Regions from separate parts of the Homo sapiens genome. Here region 1 is linked to region 2. The links are chromatin contacts, found by Hi-C or POLR2A ChIA-PET in ENCODE. All regions are on one chromosome and are shown on one strand. The core of a region is the stretch at or near the end of the contact, and the rest is flanking DNA. Distances in the headings are between cores, read along the strand shown.

The links. A loop is a pair of places that touch in the nucleus more often than their neighbours do. ChIA-PET counts read pairs that join two places held with the same protein, here RNA polymerase II (POLR2A). Pooled maps may share reads with other maps.
Region 1: a loop to region 2 is called in a map of naive thymus-derived CD4-positive, alpha-beta T cell, with 3 times the contacts of the local background. The contact joins two enhancer-like sites. A Hi-C loop is called at or near these places in 2 of 168 maps with a recorded cell type or tissue (CD4-positive, alpha-beta memory T cell and naive thymus-derived CD4-positive, alpha-beta T cell) and 7 of 50 pooled maps. POLR2A ChIA-PET finds 5 or more read pairs at or near these places in 6 of 52 experiments (CD4-positive, alpha-beta memory T cell, IMR-90, activated CD4-positive, alpha-beta T cell and 2 more).

Annotation. Positions count from the first base shown.
Region 1 is chr6:45,674,085-45,680,424 of GRCh38, reverse strand. No RefSeq gene overlaps it. Among named protein-coding and RNA genes, the nearest start is that of RUNX2-AS1, 100 kb to the right of the region's middle. RefSeq lists enhancers at 2,474-2,593, 2,604-2,663. Within about 2 kb of position 2,769, at least 10 of the 41 ENCODE cell types and tissues checked have a DNase peak (open chromatin) inside an H3K27ac peak, as active enhancers do.
Region 2 is chr6:45,583,503-45,590,398 of GRCh38, reverse strand. No RefSeq gene overlaps it. Among named protein-coding and RNA genes, the nearest start is that of RUNX2-AS1, 10 kb to the right of the region's middle. Within about 2 kb of position 4,123, at least 4 of the 41 ENCODE cell types and tissues checked have a DNase peak (open chromatin) inside an H3K27ac peak, as active enhancers do.

The sequences.
Region 1 (6,340 bases), core at 1,520-4,019, 91 kb before region 2:
GGTGCCCACCACCACGCACAGCTAATTTTGTTTTTGTATATTTAATAGAGACGGGGTTTCACCATATTAGCCAGGATTGTTGCAATCTCCTGACCTCATGATCCGCCCACCTCAGCCTCCCAAAGTGCTGGGATTACAGGTGTGAGCCACCACACTTGGCCCAGAAATGCCCATTTTTAAATTAGGCTCTTTGTTTTTGAATTTTAGTTCTTTATATATGCTGGATATTAATCCCTTATCAGATGCATGATTTATACATATCTGCTCGCATTCTGAGAGTTACCTTTTTACTTTGTTGATGATCACATTATTTCTTACAGCTAATTTTGAGGGTGGATTGTCTTCCCAGAAAATGGGGAGAAATAATGTCTCAATTTTTTAAAGGTAGAAGACCCAGGATGAATAAAGTTTCAGGTCTAAGAGGAAAAATATAAATTCTTAAGCTATAGAAATGGTCCTTCACCTGATTTTGTACCTCACAGTAATGTAAAACTGAACCTGTTTCAAAGCCACCTTTTCTGTACAGTGCTGCTATTGTGCTGTGGGTGGTACAAATTTAGCCAACCCTACAAAATCCACTTCCCTAGACACATTCTGCAAGGTTTCTGTGACCGCTAGTGGTAAAGCACCACAATGGTGCTCATCAGTCAAACATCACTGCCGGTAGTCTCATTCCTCCTGGAGGCACACACTGAAAGAGAGAACTTTTCCTCTGGGGTCCTGTGCTTATGTGTTCATGGTCTTGTAAGTCACAGCAAAGAGAGAGAAAAACACAGGAGAAAATGAAAATGTCCACAGGAAACAGCCAACTGTACAGAGACAGTGCTTTGGGAAAACCTAAATGGGACTTTATTTCTTTACAGGGGGAAAGAACAAGAATGCAGTCAGCTCAGGTTTATACCAGGATAAAGTGAAATGGGTGGAAAGATGTGTGAGTTCTACCTTAGGTAAGTTGGCACCCCTCAGTTTCCCCAAATGAGCAGGTGGAACTGGGTGAGCCTGCGGTTCCTTCCAGTCTTTATAGTCTGTGTTTGGGGAAAACCAGGAGGCCACCAGCACAGAATATTTGCGTGGGGCCATGTGTGTGTCCTCCCCAAAGGGGAGAAGATAGCAGGGAAGCTCAGCGTCGGGGTGACCAGGAAATAGTGAGAGCTCCCAGCCCAGGAGAGCAGGCCCCTAACAACGAGCCCTTATGAGGGGCAGGTACATGTACACAGTGTGTCCCTGAAATGAGCTGTCAAAAGGAGGGGAAAGAGTACCCTGAGGGTGTGTTTTGGAGAGGAGAGTGGTAGAGAAGGGGGATTCAGAAAACAAACTTTGCTTTGGAACTCCAGAGGAATAAGGACAGGGAATGCCCTCCAAGTACACGTGGACAACATTCACAGCAGATACCCTCAGCTCCCAGATCCAAAGAGGGTAACCATGTCCAACAGGGATGACCAGGTGGCATTTCTAAACCTCATGTGCAGTTCTAAGAGGAGACTCCATTTTTTTTTTTTTTTTTTTTTTTTTTTGAGACGAAGTCTCACTCTATCGCCCAGGCTGGAGTGCAGTGGCATGATCTCGGCTCACTGAAACCTCTGCTGCCTGGGTTCAAGCAATTCTCCTGCTTCAACCTCCCGAGTAGCTGGGATTACAGGTGTCTGCCACCATGCCAGGCTAATTTTTGTATTTTTAGTAGAGATGGGGTTTCACCATCTTGACCAGGCTGGTCTTGAACACCTGACCTCATGATCCACCCGCCTCAGCCTCCCAAAGTGCTAGGATTACAGGTGAGAATCCATTATTATATTTAATATTTCAATGCAGGGACTCAGAGCCCTTAAACTGCTTGGACCTAAAAAACCATTCATGGACCACACATGACCTGATCACTCTTGTTCCCTTCCTGTATCTGTGACACAGACAACAAATGCCATCACTTCTCGGCCACAGGTGGAGACCCTGGCCAAGGATACATGACCAAGGATACACGACAGAGCTACAGATCAGTCCTGAACAGAAATGCAACAGAACAGCCTCTTGTTTCCTCAGCCACACTTCTAGACCGAATTTCCTGCCCTGAAATGCTGTCCACAGCCAGGCCAAGGAGCGGAAAAGAGAAGCCTTTTAAAATTAGCATACTAGCATATGGGGCGGTGGGAGGAGGGGGATGAAAAGAAGGATCTTGGAAGAGCTCCAGCTATTTTATTCCTGTTTTTTCATTCCAGTTTGGAGATCTGGGACACATTGATTCACAACTTTATAGTTCTTATTCAGCATTGATTTATGGGCTGACCAATCTGGGCCTAATCAGTCAGAGAAGGATTGGGGTTTTTTTGTCCAATAATGTTATATTTATGAGTCCATGAAGTGCACCGTGGCTGCAGCCCTGCCTGGAGTCAATAGAACAGAACTTCTAAGATCTCAGAGAAGGGGGTTCCCAGACCATTTTCTGCCCCCATATCATGCTTAAAGCTCCACTGTACATTAGAGGCCCCTGGTGTCATCTCACATTTAAACTCCAAACGGCTTGCCTGTAAATCTTCAACAACTGTGAACAGCTATGACAGTCTCGAATGTCCGTGGTTCTGTGCATCTGTCACTCTTATTTTCTTCTTTCCTTCTCTGACTGTGGAAGTAACTAACCCGCAGCTGGATGCTCACTGGATATTTCACAGCTGCGGAGACCAGGGCAGCGTTTGTTCACTCAGAGAAGCCCAGCCAGGGCTGTGCGGAGTTCAGCGGGTTATCATGTGCTTCCGGCTTGATCTGTGGTTATTCTGGTTCAGTGACTATAAAGAAATGAGCAGCCTGGCTAGACAGGAACTAGTTGAGAAGCCTGTCGTGGAGGGGAGGAAACAGAAATACTCAGATTGCAAGCATCTTTATGTTTTTCTTTGACGGGAAAGACATTTTCCCTGTCACACTCTTGGCAGCTGTCTGTTCTCAGCCTTCAACTCTGGTTAGCCCCAGCCGAGTCATTTATTTGCAGGACACCTCAGGCAACAGTGTCCCTGCCTCCCTGCCCTACCGTGGGTACCAGCAGTAAATGTCCATCACCAGCCTCGGCTCCCTAATTCACCTGACAAAGGATTCCACTGCTTGATTTATCCTGAGGAGAGAAAAATTCAGCAACAGCAAGAAACTTAGAAAAGCCATAGGCATCTGACAGACGAAGGAAGAAAGCTGCCAATTCTGCATTTCAGAGTCTGAGCCTATGAAGCCAACCAGATCTACCTATAAAGAGGGAGTCTTGAATGTCCTAGGAAGACTGCCAACCATTACTGGGTGAACAATCAGACAGGTCATCAAGTCAGGGATTGGCAAACTTTTTCTGGAAAGGGTCACATGGTTAAGTATTTCCAGCTTTGAGGTTACATACAGTCACTGTCACATCTTATTTTTTCACTACGACTTAAAAATGTAGGCTGGGCACGGTGGCTCACGCCTGTAATCCCAGCACTTTGGGAGGCTGAGGCAGGCAGATTACGAGGTCAGGAGATCGAGACCATTCTGGCTAACACAGTGAAACCCCATCTCCACTAAAAATACAAAAAAAAAAAAATTAGCTGGGCGTGGTGGCGGGTGCCTGTAATCCCAGCTACTTGGGAGGCTGAGGCAGGAGAATGGCGTGAACCTGGGAGGTGGAGCTTGCAGTGAGCCAAGATTGCGCCACTGTACTCCAGCCTGGACGACAGAGCGAGACTCCATCTCAAAAAAAAAAAGTAAAAGTCATTCTCAGTTCACAAGCTGTACAAGAGTAAGTCACTGGTCGTGGTTTGCTCACCACCCCTCACCCCAACCCGTGGTTTAGACAAACTAAAATTGTTTTTTATTTTAAATTTTGTATCCACTCCCACTGTGCATACATGCATGTGCATGAGCGTGTGGCCTGACAGCTCCAGGCAGTCCCAACGCGCCACACCTCACCTTCCTAGGGTAGAAGTAACACTGGGTAACTCACTCCAGAGAGCCAAGACGCGCTATAGCAGAAAGAACACAGGCTTCAGGAGACATGAGGATTCCTCCCAGCTCAGTGCTGCATCTGTTCTGTGCCCTGAGCCCGTCTCTTGCCCTTTGTGACCTTCCGAGATCCATTTGCAGGGTGAAGGGGGTCAGGCCAGATGATGTCCAAGCTCCCTCCCAAAAGCGATATTTCCTGTAGGCATCCCAAACCCATTTAGGACCAAATGAGGATGTCAGAGAAAGGAATGGATACAAATGTCTTCTATTTGTTCACTCTAGCTCAAAGCACAGCCAATTTTGAGGTGACCACCCCCCACATCAGAAAACCCCCTTTGGGAACAGAGTGGCTGGCACAAGCTCTGCTCAGAGAGACCTGGGAGGAATGCTTGTCAGCCTGGGGGTGCCAGCCACCCCTGCCATGCTCACCATGGAAACAAGCCGTGCGGCCCACACACCAGGCCAAGAATCTGGGCAGCTTGAAGGAGCCATGCCATTGTGGGCAGACACCGAGGCTCCCAGAAAACAAGCAAAGGCGAGGCCTGGAAGCTGTAGAGGAGACAGGTCATCATGACCTTCCCTCCCGGGCCACTGCCAGACTGGCCAGCAGACAGGTCTTCATCTCCATCCAGGCAGCCCAGGCATCCCTCAGGAAGTAAGAGACGGAGCTCACCGCTGCCAGCGTGGGCCCAGGGACTGCTCCCTCCATCAGCAAGTATTGGGTACCAGCTACACGCCTAGATGGTGTTGGGCATTATAGGGACAGGGTGGACAGGATACCGTGCCTGCTCTGGAAGGAATGGCTGGGTCGGAGAATTAACACCCTCCAGTGACCACGTGGGCAGCAGAAACTGTACCTTGTGCATTTTGAAAGAAGAAGCTGGAGCTGAGAGCCTTGAAAGATGTTCCTGGTGTCTCTCAGCAGGGGCTTTGCACGTGTACTTTATGGAAATGGTTTGAGCCCACGGGGCATCCTGCCAGCCACATCCATGAATGCAAAGGTTAGAGTCACCATGCTTGAGCAAAGGAGTAGTGGAGACCTTGCTTTGTAGGAGGCTTAGTAATAATTTGGTAGCAAGGGGAGGAGCCAAGGTGGCCGAATAGGAACAGCTCCGGTCTACAGCTCCCAGGGTGAGCTGTAGAAGACGGGTGATTTCTGCATTTCCATCTGAGGTACCGGGTGCATCTCACTAGGGAGTGCCAGACAGTGAGTGCAGGCCAGTGGGTGTGCGCACCGTGCGCGAGCCGAAGCAGGGCGAGGCATTGCCTCACCTGGGAAGCGCAAGGGGCCAGGGAGTTCCCTTTCCGAGTCAAAGAAAGGGGTGACGGACGCACCTGGAAAATCGGGTCACTCCCACCCGAATATTGCGCTTTTCAGACCGGCTTAAAAAACGGCGCACCAGGAGACTATATCCCACACCTGGCTCGGAGGGTCCTACGCCCACGGAGTCTCACTGATTGCTAGCACAGCAGTCTGAGATCAAACTGCAAGGCGGCAGCTAGGCTGGGGGAGGGGCGCCCGCCATTGCCCAGGCTTGCTTAGGTAAACAAAGCAGCCGGGAAGTTCGAACTGGGTGGAGCCCACCACAGCTCAAGGAGGCCTGCCTGCCACTGTAGGCCCCACCTCTGGGGGCAGGTCACAGACAAACAAAAAGACAGCAGTAACCTCTGCAGACTTAAATGTCCCTGTCTGACAGCTTTGAAGAGAGCAGTGGTTCTCCCAGCACACAGCTGGAGATCTGAGAACCGGCAGACTGCCTCCTCAAGTGGGTCCCTGACCCCTGACCCCCGAGCAGCCTAACTGGGAGGCACCCCCCAGCAGGGGCACACTGACACCTCACATGGCAGGGTACTCCAACAGACCTGCAGCTGAGGGTGCTGTCTGTTAGAAGGAAAACTAACAAACAGAAAGGACATCCACACCGAAAACTCATCTGTACATCACCATCATCAAAGACCAAAAGTAGATAAAACCACAAAGATGGGGAAAAAACAGAACAGAAAAACTGGAAACTCTAAAACGCAGAGTGTCTCTCCTCCTCCAAAGGAACGCAGTTCCTCACCAGCAACGGAACAAAGCTGGATGGAGAATGATTTTGACGAGCTGAGAGAAGAAGGCTTCAGACGATCAAATTACTCTGAGCTACGGGAGGACATTCAAACCAAAGGCAAAGAAGTTGAAAACTTTGAAAAAAATTTAGAAGAATGTATAACTAGAATAACCAATACAGAGAAGTGCTTAAAGGAGCTGATGGAGCTGAAAACCAAGGCTCGAGAACTACGTGAAGAATGCAGAAGCCTCGGGAGCCGATGCGATCAACTGGAAGAAAGGGTATCAGCAATGGAAGATGAAATGAATGAAATGAAGTGAGAAGGGAAGTTTAGAGAAAAAAGA
Region 2 (6,896 bases), core at 2,874-5,373:
CTGCAAACAGGACAGTGAGGCAAGTCTACTTGGAAAACCCCCTGCTTAATATTCTAAGCAAGCTTGCAAGGTGCAAATCATGCCTATGAGATCACTTCTGAATATTTCCCCTGGATGAGTAATCAAATCTTAAACTCCAAATGCTGAAAGCCAAAGCCTTCTTGCAGTTGGAAGAGAGATGGAGTTAAAATAGGTAGGTATTGCACCAAAACACCATGTCCAGGAAATCTGGAAAAAGGTGCAAGAAACCAGGCTAAGATCAGGTACTAGGTGTAGAAAAACAGTCTGCTTAGATTTTGTGATGTGTCATGTTTCATTGAGGTACACATTTAATTTCAGTAAAATATAATTAAGTGAGAGTAAACATAATCTTTCCTCTGCCCAGTCCAGTCCAGGTTATTGCATACACTTGCAGCCTGGTGTCACAAGGAGGTGTGGGAAGTGGGGGACGAAATAACTAAGGAAATAGTGAACCTCTATTTACAAAGGTTTCAAGGTAGCATTTAAATCAGGATGAGACCAATCAAGACAGTAGCAGTGCCATTTAGGCAAGGTGATCTGATTCTGCACTCAAGAGAGCTGGGGATGAGGTAAGTGGGAGTGATGGGAACACAACACCAATGGGATGTGGGAAGAGGAGACCAAAAATGAGTAGAAAGGAGTATCATTATAAGGAGGGTAGGGGGAGGAATAGACTGCCACAGCTGACTTTGCAAGGACGCCATAGACCATCCACCCTATTGGTGAAGTTATTTATGTAAACCTCTCACACTCCAACCTCAAGATGATTATTTGTGTTAAATCTTGGGTGTTCTCAAGGCGGGGCATTGTTTTCCTGTGTGTTGCTCTTTCTTCTTGAAGGAGTTCAGAAGAACCTGAAACCAGACTTTCTGGCCTAACATAGTTTGAGCAATGGTTTGAATGTTGGTATAATCCCAGAATGGATCCTCTTCTGAAGTCCATTCCAGCTGATCTCTCTCCACTACTCCCAACCTTTCAGTGGCACATGGAGCCGAGCTATGGGTGTCTGAAGCCTCTCCAGGAGCACGCCTCACCTCCAGCCTCCCACTCAATGATCTATCACACCCTTCCATTAGCTCTTTAACTTGCCAAGGTTTCTCTTGCCTCTGGTCTTTTCCTTCGTCCTGTGACATCACCCCCAAAAGTCTGCAAACGGTGGTCCATGGACCAAATCTAGCCTACCACCTGTTTTTGTATGGTCCACAAGCTAAGAATTGGTTTTTTTTTAATATAAAATTGAAAGAAGAATACTTTGTGACATGAAAAACTTATAGGAAATTTAAATTTCAATGCCCATAAGTTTTATTGGAACACAGCCATGCTCACTCGTTTACATATTGCCTCTGGCTGCTTTCACAGTATGACAGCACAGTAGAGTAGTTGTAACAGAGATAATAGGACCTGCAAATATTAACTATCTGGCTATTTACAGAAGGTTTGCCAACACCCTGTTGTCCCTCTCCTGATCAACCCCATCACATTGAGCCTGACTGACCCCTCGTCTTCCTTGACATCACCTTTCGGACTCACTCCCAGGCTAGCTGCTCCTGCCTTGCACACACTACACTTCATGCATAGTGAATATTTTGTACACTGAACTCATTTCAAAATGGTTTTCATTCAAACTACAAACTGGCTAAAACTACTGGATGAAAACATAGTAAAAGTCATCAATCAATCATAAAAAATACCCTAATTGAAATCTGGAATAATAAATCTAGAAATGTTCATAGGGGTTATCCATAAGGAGTAGTATGGGTGAGTTTAACATACTTTTGATTATCGATATTTTATAAATTTTCATAATGTGTATTTTCTAGATTCTCTCTATAATGTACATGTTCTAAATTTGCTATACATTCATAATGTGTAAATATTATATAAATATTATTTTTAATGGAACTTTTACAAAAATGTGTATTGAGCACCTTTTTCATGCAAGGCACTGAGCTAAGCACCATGGAAGATACACACATTTTGCCTGTTTGGGTTGAGTATTCAAGAAAGCAACTATTATTTGCTGAGGAAATGTGTTTAGGTATTATCAGATAATATATATGTGTCTATGTATATGAGCCCCTAGTTTATTCCCTCTTCCCAGGGTTATCCACTTACTTACTGTAAGTCCTTGAATATGTCTATATCATTTTTAAAAATGGAGTATACATGTTTTACTTTACATTGAAGGTATTCTGCTATAATATCATCCTTTCATTTTTACACACTTTAAAATAGTTTGTTTGTTAATTTCCCAAAAACGTTTGGGGGATCTTCTGTGAGGTCAATTCCCAGGTATGTTGTGGGTTTAGCTGTCATTGTGAGTGGTATTTCATGTTCTATCATCATTTCTCAATGGTAACTGCTGGTGGATAACGAATCTTGAACCAGGCAATCTTGCTGGGGAAGGGAAAATATAAATAACACAATGAAGGAGACTCTTACTGATCTGTGTTGCAAACTCTGGAGTTGGGTCTGCACCTGTGGTCTAAGAGGCTGGGGTAGGGTGTGGCAGGGTGAGAGTGGGGGTGGGGGGCCTCTCCATCTGTCACTGATGGTGTGTTCCACGCTTTTCATAACTGAGACTTCTGCAGGCCTGCTACGTGTGCACCTGGCATGTCCTGACACCACACCACTGCCCCACTGACTATCCAGCACACAGGCACTGCCCACGAAGTAAGCTATCATTTCCTTAAAAATCCCTAAACTTCCTCATATCTTTCTACAGAGTCTCACTGAGGCTCTAAGCCCATAATCTCTCCTGTAAATATATTGGCAGGAAGCAGCCCTGGCTCTGTCCTCTCTCTCCTTAAGTGGCATTTGTGCCCTCCAAGCTATCCTGGTAGGTTTAAGATGGCCTCCAGGATCTGGCAGATGGTATTGGATGGAATTCATTATTCTAGGGCACACCTATTGGTTCAATAACATCTGAAGAACTGTGGAATGATCTGAGCATCAAAGGTTTCGGGTCTTGGCTTGTCCCTCTTATCACCACCACCATCATCTCTGCTAAGTCATTCCATTGTTATCATAACTTCTTAGCTCCCCAGTGATTTACTAACTATGCCATTTTGCAGGTATAAAATGAGCTGGACAATATATACTCTTTGTCCACATCCATGGAGTGCTGGGAATAAGTTTTTGAGAGCCTTGTCAAAAGACTCTAGGTAGTCAAATCCTCCTTAGCTAATGTTTGTGCAGGAATAAGAAATGCTAACTCTTACTAGCTGGGTTCAACTTTTTCCCCACTGACTTGCCTTCTAAATGCAGTGAGTCATCCAATACCTTCAATAACTACAGCAGTGGCTCTCGATCACCTGGGAGCTTAGAGCACATACCTACACGTGGACCCCACCCCAGAGAAACTGAATCAGAATTTCCCTATCTATCTGCTGTGCCAAGAGTGTCATGTTCTGCTCTCTGAGACCAAGTAGAACACTTGGGTGGGGGTGAAGGAGCGGGGTGGAGAACCTGTCCTCTGACCCCACCTTTCTCTAACCACATCTAAGTGAAAAACCACAAAACCAAGTAAACAGGCAACTGAGGGTTGATACAGTGATTGAAAAGGGGCGGGGGTGTGGGGTAATGAGGATGGATAAAGACAAGAGACCACATCACATTAACAGAGTCTTTCTCAAATTCAGACCTCACACTCCATGGTGGAAGGGATCTTCGGGTGCCAGGGTCAAGTTGCTGACACTGCCCTGGGAAGGACTGTACCCTGCCAGTGTCCAGGCTGGAGGGGCTGAGCTCAGCTAACTAGAGGCTTCAGCACCCTTTCCTCCCTGCACCCTCCAGGGGGCCCTCCCGCCCCTCCCTGGTGGCCCCCCCAGCCTCGCACACGCTCTTCATTATCACCACCGTTGCCTGTGCTTCTCGGGTGTTCCACCCATCTCTGGTCTCCGCCCTGAGTGAGGGGATTAACTTCCTGCAATGCCACAGCTGCAGCAGGCTGTTTCTGCAACGGGCAGCAGGGGGGCCACATGGCCCAGGAGGATGTGTATCCAACAACTAAGGGTGCTGAATACTCATTCTGGGGGAACTTGGGGTGGGAGAGTTTGCTCTCTGGGGCATTTCTGAGAAAGGGGGAAATTGGCATTTGGAGGCCTTGTCTGACACCTTCACCATAGTTACCAAAAAACAGAAAGAACGTTGCTGCCATCTCCATTATCCTCCTGAAGTGGCTTCTCTTTCCCCATGCGGTTCCTCTTTGCTTCCTCCCCATAATAAGAAATGCCTTTTATTGAATGCTGGCCATGTACCAAGTGCATTCATGTGCTCTCTTCAGTAATATTCTGTTTGTAGATGAAGAAACTGGGGCCGACGGAAACGAGACTCAGCTTGTTAGTAAAGTCAGAGGTGGTGCTCAAAGGGCCTGACCATCATTAACCAAATCCATCAGAACTCAGAGCCATGTGGGCAATTCTGATGGGAGCAGCATAAGCAAGAGTTGGGAGCACCCACAGGCTTTGGATCAAACAGTTACTTAGCTCTTCAGTTTCCAACCTCATCTGTAAAAGAGGACAACAGCACCTACTTCATAGGGTTGTTTGAGGAAATAACACAGGAGGGACATTTAAGACCAAGTCAGGTGTAGCATGGGAGCTTCATAAAGTAGCCATTTTATTATTAATCTCATTGTTAGTTTTAGAAATATAACTGCCAAACATTTACTCACTCATTCAGTAAATATTGATAGAGGGCCCTGTACCCATCACTAAGGTACATCTGTGAACCAAAAATCAAGCGTTACTATCAGTTGATGGGTTCATTCTCACCCCAGTTGGAAAGCCCACTGTGGAAAGCAGGTCACCATTGGAAGGTTGCCTGGAAATTCTGGGATTGTCAGAGGACAAGGACGAGTGTTTTGAGATGAAGTGGCCACCTCTCTTCCAGCATCCTTGAATACTGGAACCAAGGCTCAGGATGGTCTGTCCCATGAACAGGAGGGTTGTGGGGAGGAGAAGAGACCAATCCTTATTAAGCACCTTCAGGTAAGATTCCTGAAACTCCTGATACAGCAAATGCTTGTAGGAGGCACTTGAGATGCTCTCAGAGGCCATGAAGTCAAAGCATTCAATAGCACAGACTGACACGTAAGAGAAGATATAGTCCTGTGCTGAAGAACTCCAGGTCTGGAGTCAAATTTCTTCGCTTCCCATTGTCTACACCCCTAGCTAGCTTGGGTGCTCTGAGCAAGTGGTTTATTCTCTCAGACTTGATGTCCTCAGCTAGAAAACAAATGGAAATGATAGAATCACTGGTCTCATAAAATCTGGAGGTGTCAATGGGAGGATATGTAAAAAGAGACTCAACAAATTTTACCCATTACTATGATCTGTCAGTCTTTCTTACTACTCCAAGAAGAAAGTCTGGGTGTGCTGGTGAGTCCAACACTTTCTAATCTTCCCTTTAACAGGAAAGGAGCAATCCTCAGGCCCACAGCCTTCTACAGGTAAGATAACCTCGTTAGGACTTCATGACATTGCTTTATTTTCATGGTGTGCGGGGGGGAGACAGGATGATTGTCTTCTAATTATGGCAAGTGATACTGGTTTTTTTCTGATAATGATAGAAAGCTTCCTTTTAAAATAAACATTTCAATAAAAACAAATCAACTTCAATACAAATGTTAAAGAAATAATAGAGCAGGTGGATACAGCAAACATCTTAACTGTGGCATCCAAATGACTGAAGTTTGGGAAACAATGACAGAACAGCCCCCATGCCACTGCTTTTGGCCTCCAGTTAGAGATGAGAGGCTCCAAAAGCCATGCTTTGAGCCTCATTCTAACTATCTCTAACATCACTGTCCTTTCCTAATATGTCCCATCAACAGAAATATGCCTTTGCTTCCAAGCCACTCCAAAGAGACCACTGCACTTCAGCCATTTCCTCCTTCGTGTACCAGTGCTGTACATTTCACCCCCTGCACTCCAGGCTGAGGGATATGGCCCAGTCCCCTGACAGGATCAAGTTGCTTCTTGAGTCTTCTTAGAAACACAACTATACCCTGTTTCTAGGTGTGGTCTACTTTTGCACATAGCTAACCCCACTCACAGGGTATCAATTCCAACTACTTCCTTCCTCAGGCAGCAATTTTGGCACCTTTTTTGTACCCACTCATGTTCCAACCACACACCCGAGATGAATGAGCATCTCATCAAGTTGGGGAGGCCAAAGCCACTGAAGGATTCTGTTTCTACTGTAGCTCTCATTACTGTTTCTCACATTAGAGCACATGTCACTCTGGGAATGCATCGCTGGATTAAAGAGTATTCTTTCACATAGTCATAATTATGGGTCCTAGAAGTCAGTGAACTAGGGAGTCCAGGGGATATGGATGAGAATAAAAGATGAGAATCATAGAATTTAGATGTACAAGTTCCCTAAAACTACACAGTCCCACTCTTCTGCTTTACCCATGAGGGGAATGAAGCTGGGAGAGGTTAGTTGACCTGCCCAAGGTCACATGCATCCCAGTCAGAAAACTACCATGTTCCCCTTTGGGCTTCTGAACCCAATTTGACCCTGGACCTCACTAAAAATTCTCTCCATGTCTTCTTTCTTCAATGGATAATTTAAAATAGAAATAATAATAAATATAACACCTCATTGTATATGTGTAGCACCTTTCTTCCAATAAGTGGTGTTCTTTCAGCTTGCCCACCCATGCTGCACAGAACGGAAGTGTTTCCACTATGGACTCTGGTGTTGGTTATTGACTGGAGCCCAACTTCTAGCCCACACACATACCACTATCAAAGATATAGCTCAGAGTACAGGCCCATGTCTGTTATTATTAACTACTCAAGGGGTAGTGTTTAAAAACAAAAGACCCTCCCCAACATAATACACATGAAAAATATGTTTAGAAA